2 separate regions of the Homo sapiens genome follow, and region 1 is linked to region 2. Evidence: chromatin contacts called from ENCODE Hi-C data. All regions are on one chromosome and are shown on one strand. Each heading gives the region's core, a stretch centred on a gene start or an enhancer-like site at or near the end of the contact. The rest is flanking DNA. Distances are from core to core; before and after follow the strand shown.

What was found. A loop is a pair of places that touch in the nucleus more often than their neighbours do. Pooled maps may share reads with other maps.
Region 1: a map of B cell shows a loop between it and region 2 (9-fold over the local background). The contact joins the promoter of CREB5 here to the promoter of HOTTIP in region 2. A Hi-C loop is called at or near these places in 3 of 168 maps with a recorded cell type or tissue (B cell, ascending aorta and sigmoid colon) and 11 of 50 pooled maps.

Annotation. Positions count from the first base shown.
Region 1 is chr7:28,410,280-28,414,517 of GRCh38, forward strand. It overlaps CREB5 (cAMP responsive element binding protein 5), which reads left to right and starts at 2,239. Exons shown (of 11, transcript NM_182898.4): 1 at 2,239-2,638. The coding sequence starts at 2,636. RefSeq lists an enhancer at 2,236-2,325.
Region 2 is chr7:27,199,133-27,203,686 of GRCh38, forward strand. It overlaps HOTTIP (HOXA distal transcript antisense RNA), which reads left to right and starts at 1,289. Exons shown (of 3, transcript NR_037843.3): 1 at 1,289-1,389; 2 at 1,491-3,506. HOXA13 (homeobox A13) reads right to left here and starts at 959. Exons shown (of 2, transcript NM_000522.5): 1 at 24-959. The coding sequence starts at 945. RefSeq lists an enhancer at 3,306-3,830.

The DNA of each region.
Region 1 (4,238 bases), core at 989-3,488, 1.2 Mb after region 2:
CTGCTTTCTTGCTGGCATCGTTACCTCTTCCCGGCCGCTGCCCCAAATGACAGCTCCGGCTCGAGCTTTGGCGGCGCCCAGGCAATTCCCAAGACCTGGCGGCGGAGTCTCCCCCTGCGGCAGATTCTCGGCAGAATCACTTGAACTTTTCACGAAGTTCTTAGAGGGGCAAGATGCGAAGGAAGGAACCAAGGAGATGTTTTCTCTCAGCAGCTGCATCCCGCTTCTTCTTTGCCATAGATTTATTTTTAAGGGGCGTCTGGTAGATAAAGCCCTAGACCTTGTCCACACTCTCACCCCCATCCCCAACTTTCCCTGGACCGGTGCCGCCCCCACTTGATGCTTGCTCAAGGCCGGGGACTGGAGCGGGCTACTTGTATATTTCGTTGTCAGTCTGCAGAATGTGTTTGATTTTTATTTTTCCCTCCTTCTCTGACATGTGTCAAGGAATAAAGACTGGATACAGGTCCATTACGTCATTCTGCAGGCCAGTAAGTGTTTGATTAACGGCTTGAGCTCCTCAAGGGTTCAGGAGCTTAGAATGCTGACAAAGCAACTCTGCTTTGCATCCCCCTACCCTCCCCACAACACACTCGTGCAATCGCCGGCTCCCTGGGCATCTTTATTGCCCTCTCTTCCCAGCCCCTCCCTCTCCACCACTCCCCCGTCTACACCGTTATCACTCTAGCCCCGCCCCCGCCTTTTTACAGCTTTCCCTGGGGCGAGCACGGTCCCTGGAGTGTGGGTAAAAGCTTCTGGGGTCTGAGGGGACCACTGTACCTGATCAGCGCGCAATCCGCCCTTTTGTATTATTTAAGAAAGGCACCAGTAAGCCTTCTCCTCTAGGGCGAAAATGCTTAGTCCTGATAGAAAAGGCAAATCAGGAAATGTTTGCAAGCGTTATGATAATACTCTGTCCTCGTGGTGGTGACTTAGGAAAGCAATACACCCACTGCAAACAAAGTATTTCACTTTACGTAGTGCCTGCCCTTTAGCAGAAGAGGGATGCTGACAAAATCAGGTTTAGCTGAAAGGATCAAGACTAAACGTTTCATTTCCAAAGTGAGGGAATGTGAGTCGTTGAACCTAAACTTCCATACAATAAATTGCTGCGTGCGTTAGTTTCTAGCTCTTAACCTTAAGTTTCTATGTTGAAAGAGGAAGTCGAATACGTAAGTCATTGAACTGAGTCAGAACCTCCGTATCTGGCAGTTGAAATAAAGACCCTGTGTATGACTTGTTGCAAGGGATCAAAGTAAAAAGAACCCTCGGTGTGGGGGGTGGGGGGGTGGGGGCGTGAGGGAGGTGTGCAGCAGAAATTAAATTTAAAAAAGTATTAACAGAGTTTTGGATAGAGGGAGAGAGGGGATTGGAGTGGTCCCTGATTTGGAGTTGGTGAAAACTAAATAAAGAAAAGTTTATATTGCAAATATGTGGGAATTTCTTGAAGAACACATGTTTTCTTATAATTAGATCTACTTTCTTCAAAGCGAAAGCCATGCTGTAGGGTAGGCATTTGTGAAACTCCTGTCTGGGGTCTAATTGACATCCTTCCCCAAGTCTGTGGCAGGATTTAGTATTTATTCACATCTAGAGATGAAATAGTGTAACCTCCACACAATATATGTGCATCGAAAATGTTGAACTTCTTGTTTGTGATGCATAGACTTAAAGGAAAAAAAATGGCCCAGTCATGGGCACTGGAAAGTGTGATTAATGATCAGTGATTTAGTGATCAGTGATTAGTGGTTTTATTCAAACTGTTACCTCTGACCAGAAGCACACATCAGAGGATTAACAGGCTCTTTAGATAAATGCTCATTAGTGGAAGGGGAAAAGCAAAGATAATAGGCATGCACCCAGGGACAACTTTCGAAGAAAATCATTCCCGTCTTCAGAATAATAAGCTCTATTAACAGAAAGCCCTTTTAATTTAAAACTTGCTTTTATCTTGTAAATCAAAGTTAGATGTAAAAGTTTGTAGTGCCATTATAACCTAAATTTTCCCATATCCACTAGATGTGGATTATCTCAGTAGCGATATTTTTTTTTATTTAAACAAACAATTGGACCTTTAGAGCAGCTGAACCCTGACAAGTTCTTAACTCCCAGGGTTTGAAAGTGTCCCCCCTTCTAGCATGGAGATTGCAGCTTGCTAACTAGATGGCGCACTGTTATTTGGTGTTCTCTGCTGCGTAGCGCAGGAGTATAAACTGAGCATGTAGCTGCTTGCGAGGTGTTCTTCAACATTTACAACAAAGTTGATTCTGTGTAGGGTTGGAGGCTAGACAGTTCCACAAATTTTTAGTCACATTTTCCATGTCAGTTAAATCTAGGGAGTTCAAGACTACTGGAAAAATTAGTCTCATTACTAAAAGAAACTTAGAGAACGAGGGAGGTACCAGAGTCTAGGAGGTACCTCTGGGTTGCAGAAGTAATTGTAAAATACCAGACCTGTTCTTTTTACTAAAAGCTAGTTTCACTATCTTCTGGTCTGAAATACTGAGGCAAATACTCAAGACTTATTTTCTTCCTAATCTTGCTGGTGAAACAGAAGTTACTAGAAAGAAAGGAAGAAAAAACTTGATTTGGTGACTGCAGGAAGCAACACGTTGCTGCTTTTATTCTACAGATAATGGTAAGGATGATGTTTATTATGCATATTAAACAGAGAGAAAACTTTGCACTTAGTTAAATAGAACCAATGTTGTATTTTCATAGATGGAATTCAGAAATGGAGTTTAGATTTTGCACAAAATTTTAATGTTGCTTTTGTCAGTTTCCTGGGACTTATAGCATTTTATGTGGAAGGATGTGTGTGTGTGTGTGTGTGTGTGTGTGTGTGTGAATAAGACTATTATTTCCCAGGTAAAATATGTTCAGAAGCATATGAACTACAGTGGGGAAGCTATGGAGCATGTTAAGTAATGTGTCAAGCATGAATTCCCCTTTCTGTGAGGTTTCATGAATCACTTCAATAAGTATTTAAGTTTTAATAAGAAAGTTCTTGAAAAAGAAACCTAAAAATTAAAAAAAAACAATAAAACAGTTTTCCGCATTCAAACCTAGATGTGTATGCCCCTGAAGGATGATTCTATGGGTTGAATATCAACTATTACTTTAGTTCTAAAACTTAAAAGAAGAAGTATAATAAAACTCACTTGTGTCTCCCCAGAAATGTTTCTCATTTTCCTTTGCTTATAGCATTTTATATGGATCTCTTATTTTTAAATCCTTACTGATTATAGTGGTTTTTATTTTTCAACTTAACTCATAGTAAACATATTTGAAAATATCTCCAAGCCCACTATTTTTAATGTAAATTGCTGGTGCCGATAAATTGCCTGTCAATTAGCGGTCAGTCGTGACCTTATATAGTTGATACCTGAGAAGATAGTTTATTAGAACATTCCAACAAAAAATTGGAAACCATGCCCTTATTTCTAGATCTCTGTTATGTCACAGCTTTTATTTGAATAGGTGGCTAAATGAATGGTAGTTTGTCACAGAGACTTTTCCTGCATAGATTTTCAATTCTAGTAAGTTTAAGATTTTTGTTACAATGATTTGTCAGTTTCCCACACCTGCACATTCAAAACCAATCAATCATGGAGTTTCCATGATGGCAAGTTCCTAGACTCCCAATTTCTTACTATAATCTACTTTTTAGCAATGAGGTATCACAATCCTATAATATTTTCTTGTCATTGGAGTTTACTTCTTACTAAGCTAAAAATTATTTTGTCGGTGTGTAGTGTTCACTAGATCACTAAGATGTGAACTTTGTATTTGTAGTTCATTTTCTTCTGGTTATGTTGTTGGATTAAAATTGGGATTTGAGTGGACTTATTATTTTTGTCATCTTTTCTTTCTTCTCCTTCTCCTTCTCCTTCTTCTTCTTCTAAGCAATGCAGTTAGTCACAAAATTAATGTGATCCTGGCTGGTGTTTCCCATCTATATGCTTCTTTTGCTTCTTACAAATTGGATTTCTACAGCAATTTAAGGTCTTTTTTTTTTTTAGAGGCAGCTTTCTTGGATGAAGATGGAACAGTGATCTCAGTCAATTCATTATCTTGTCCACTTTGACTACCAGCTGTATTATGGGAATCAACCAATGCTTAATTAGTGTTTAAAAATTTAAATCTATGACTATTTCTCTGAATTCTATTTAAGAAAATTATACAATTGAGATAAGGTAATAAACTGGGGGGCAATTGCCTTAAATATCTAAGTGTGA
Region 2 (4,554 bases), core at 39-2,538:
GCTGGGAATAGGTCGTCATTTACCGGGCAGAGTGGACTTCCAGAGGTGGGGAGGCTGCGCCTGCTCTTTGGGGCAGTACATTTGGCCGTTCCAGCCGTTGGGCAGCGCCCAGGGCTGGTAGCTTTCCATGGGAAGACCCAAGGGTTCGTGGCGCGACTCGCCGGGGCCCCCGAGGCCCGGCACCACTGGCATATCCAGGTAGCCAGGCATGGGCTGATGGTGGTGGTAAGGCCCGGCTGCGTAGCCCTGGTGGTAGAAGGCGAACTCCTTAGCGCGGGAGCTGAACTCCTCGGCAGCTGGGCCGGCGGTATCCATGTACTTGTCCGCGAAGGCGGCGGCGGCGGCGGCCGAGGCGGGCTGCGCGCACGACTTGATGGCGTTGGGGTGCGGGCCCATGCGGGCGCACGGGTAGTAGCCGCTGCCGAAGTAGCCATAGGGCAGCGCCGCGGGCCCCGACGAGCTCTGCGCCGCTGCCGAGCAGGGGCTGCATTGCTTGGCGGCCTCTGCGCCCGCCGGGCCCGCCGGGCCGGGACCTCCCGAGGACGACGCGGCGGCGGCGGCGGCGGCTGCAGCGGCAGCCGCGGCAGCAGCGGCGGCAGCCGACGGGGGCGCCTCCCCGGGGGCGCTGCTGTAGGCGGACGCGGCTCCTGGCGCCAAGGGCGCCGGGTGCGCCATCAGGTTGCGGCACTGGTTGGCCGCGGCCGCCGCCGCAGCCGCGGCCGCCGCCGCCACCGAGAAGTTGCCCCCTGCCGCCGCAGCCGCCGGGTGGGGGAAGCCCCCGCCCCCGGCCCCGGCAGCCGCCGCCGCTGCAGCCGCTGCTGCAGCCGCCGCCGCCCCTTCCATGTTCTTGTTGAGCTCGTCGGCCACCAGGCCGCCGCCGTTGTCGTAGAGAAACATGACGGTGGGCTCGATCCAGCGGGGGTGGAGGAGCACGGAGGCTGTCATAGCCCGAGCCGCATGGAGAAGACCCCAGTGGCGCTGTTTTAAAAAGCCCCCAAGAAGTGAAGAGCGCGCGGCGCGGGGCCGGGGCCCGAGCGAGGGGGGCGGATCGCGCCCCGCGGGGTCGCGCCAGGCGGCCGCCCATTGGCCCGGCCCCCCCGCTCCGCCCACGGCGTATGCAAAGCGGGCGGCTCCGACTCCAGCTCTGCACGGTGCACCCGTCGTCCCCGCCGCGGCCCGCGCCGTCCCCAGCGCCAGCCGCGCGGCCGCGCACCATTCACCCGGGGGAGAGGCGGAGGAACGTGCGGGTGGGGCAGGGAAGGAAGGCGGCCCCATCTCCGCCCCCCTTCCCTTCCTTTATCCCAGTGGGGCCCAGACCCGCGCAACCAGGCGGGGAGGGGAGGTGGGCGCGCGATTGGGTTGCGATCTGGAGCAGTGGGGACAGGTCAGGTAATTCTGCCGGCGGTCAGGGATGGGAGAGTGGGGAGGACGGGACCAGCCTAGCTCAGAATGGGTGTTTCTTGGAGCCTCTGGGACTGTTTTCTTTCCAGGAACCGGCGCGTATTTCTGCAGTGAGACCACAGGACGGACATCGGCGCCTTCGGCTTCGATGGAGTTGCGATTTTGCTCTTTCCAGGGAAACAGTGGCAGGGTGTTTGCTGCTTATCGGTTCCTGCGGATATGCCTGGGTCCCAGGACATTCCACTGGAGGCTTGGACTGCATTTAGGAGCCCCTATCCCTTCCCTGTCCACACTGTTAGTGAGCAATTTCATATGTTTGCATTTAGACCCATAGACTCAGAACGACTCATCACACACACACACAGTGTACACTGACACACTCACATTCGCACACTTAGGTATACAGCCTGATCCTTGCTCTGACCTGGTAACAACGCTTCCTCCTCCAGAGACTTTGAGATAGAGCGAGCGATCCCTGTGCACCATTCATCCATGCTCCCACCTCGCCAGTATGGCTGGCTTAGTTCTGGAAGGGGCTTAAGAGGAACAAGCCCCAGCTGTGCTTCTGGCTGGGACTTAAACCCCCCTTCTGGGCCCTAAAGCCACGCTTCTTTGTGGACCGGACCTGACTCTCCAGGAATCTGGGAACCCGCTATTTCACTCTATTTTGGGACAAGAAAAAGGGGCTCTTTGGGGCCACTTCCTGCCTTCCCCTCAAGTAGGATCTCCAGCCTGCAGAGGGTGCCTAGTCCTTCTTTGCCCAAGAACCAGTCCAAGAAGCCTTTCCTCTGTGCCTGGGAAATGCAACCTTTTCTTGGGAGCATGGTAGGGTGTTGGTGCTGAAGAACCAAGCAGCGACCCGTCTTGTAGCTGCCATGTTTTGTCGAGGGGTTCTGGGGGTCCTGCTGCTTTAGAGCCACATACTTCCACTTCCTGATTCACTACTGTGAGCTGGTCAGATGCCTAGAAGAGGAACAAGCGTTCAAAGTGAAAGTGGGCACATTACCGGAATAGTGCTGGGGAGAGTGCTGGATTCTTTTCCACCCCAGGCGGACTGGTGAGAAGCCAGGCTTGGACCTGTCCTCTGCTCCTAGCTTGCACACTCAGCCCTAAACTCAGAGCAGCACGCATACCACCCCTCACACACACCCCACCATCTGCTGTCTAAGGCCCCTGGGCTTCCTGCAGGATCCAGACCAATGTGGCTGGGCTTGGGCTTTTATCTGTCCTGATCCTGGATTTGTCCTGACCAATGTAAGTGTCGCCCAATAAAACCTTCTATGACCCCCACACCAGCCACCCCCCCACCAAGTGTGCCCTTTCCTTCTTGACTTTTTAGCAGTTCTGGGTAAATATTGATTTGCCCCCAGTTTACCTTCTCCCTGACTGGCCATTTGCAGACTCAGGAACTAGCCTCTGTAGGGACTTGATTTTTCTGTTACTTTCTGGCCGTTTCACCACCCCCCTTCCTCCCTCCAAGTGGCATTGTAAAACTCACAGTGACAAAGAGACAGAGTAGGGTTCTAGGCCCCTGTTCCTGGGGACTTGAAGGCGGTTTTACATACTGGTCAGACACGGCTGGAGGCCAAGGTCAAGTTGAAAGTTGCAGTCCAGCCAGCATGAGAACTGCCATGCGAGCGTAGAGACACAGGCAGCAGCAAAAGGCCCATTGCCCACATCCCCTCACTCTTAATTTTCTCTCTCTTTTTAAAATTCTCGCCTCTGACTCTGTTCGGCTGCCCAGAATTTTTTGGTGCCTTCGTGGGGTTTTTGGGGCGGTGTTTACCGACTCTTCTCTGCCTCCGCCCTGCTCAGCCAGGGCTTTGAGCCTCTTCGGTTTTCCGGCCAGACCCGGAAAAACGAAAACACAGCTTGGGGAGCCCCCACTAGCCGGCGCCTGTGCCAGCTCACCTCTGGCCATGGCGCAGCTGCCGGTGCACACGGCGGCCAAGGCCAGCTCCACATTCTTCCCTCCCCCTCCCACTTCACCGTAGCCCCGAACCCTGCGCGCAGAGAAAGGGTCTCAGCTCCACAGACGACTGGGTCCCTCCTCACCAAAAATGGTGAGACAAGATTTCATCTGTCGGCCGAGGAGCCACAAGCAGGTTTGTCTGAGAGGGATGGTGCTGGGGGAAGGCTTTGGATTGCATCTCAAATTAAGCTTTGCTCCTTAAATGTGGCGCTCTCGCCAAGAAAAAGCTTGGGGACTGAATTCTTGAGATTTATGGTGCACCTTATTGATCAAATTTATCTGGACTTTTTTTAGTTCCCCGATGTGTCCCTATCATTAAAAAAAAAAAAAAAAAAAAAAAACCCCTCTCAAGACATGCTTATTTAGAGGAAGGCACCCTGCTTGTTCTCTTCTTGTCTTGGATCTCAACATGTATCTTATTTTTCTACCAGACATGTCCATGGCGTCCTGGCATGCCCCACTGTTTTCAAATGTCTGCATGTCCTGTCAGTATTGAGTTGTAGCCACCAATCAGTGGAGGTCGTTTATAGAAGGAGAACGAGCTCTGAATAATTTGGGTCTGAGTTTCAGAATTTCTACTCACTTTTAAGCAAGAATAATCTTCCTTCCCTGTCTTCTGCTAAGGGAGATAAGATATTTATTAATGTTTCCCAATATGATTTCTTTCCCTGCCAGGCAGCCAACAAACTGACTTGCTGTGGCAAAAGAAAGTTTGGAGGACGATTGAGACGGGTGTGCTCTGGGAAGCAAGCACAGACCCTCCTAGCATTTTTCCTCTTTTCCCAACGGCAAGGTCAAGATTTGCTTGCCTGCCAAGGTAGTGGGTCCTGATCTTCTGAGCTGTCTGTCCCTCTGATTTTTTGTTCTCCAGGCTCAGGAATTCCTATAGGATTGCAGAGGCACCTTCAACCTGATAATTTTATATTCTCAGGCTCCTCCTGGGTTAGACTGGGGAAGCCAGGGCACCCACTAGGATCGGCCGGCAGCGGTGGCACCTTAGGCATGACAGCCAAGCAGAGGGCTGCATGAGTAGAGGTGGGAGAGGTGGGAGAGGCTGCAGTCACTTCCCAGGTACTGTCTGGTGCACTGATTTCCCCGGAGGAGCCCTGAGAGGGCAGTGCAGGCAGGACCGGAGGGTAGTTTCTGCAGCACGGCCTTTATTTCAGGAATCACCAGAGCCT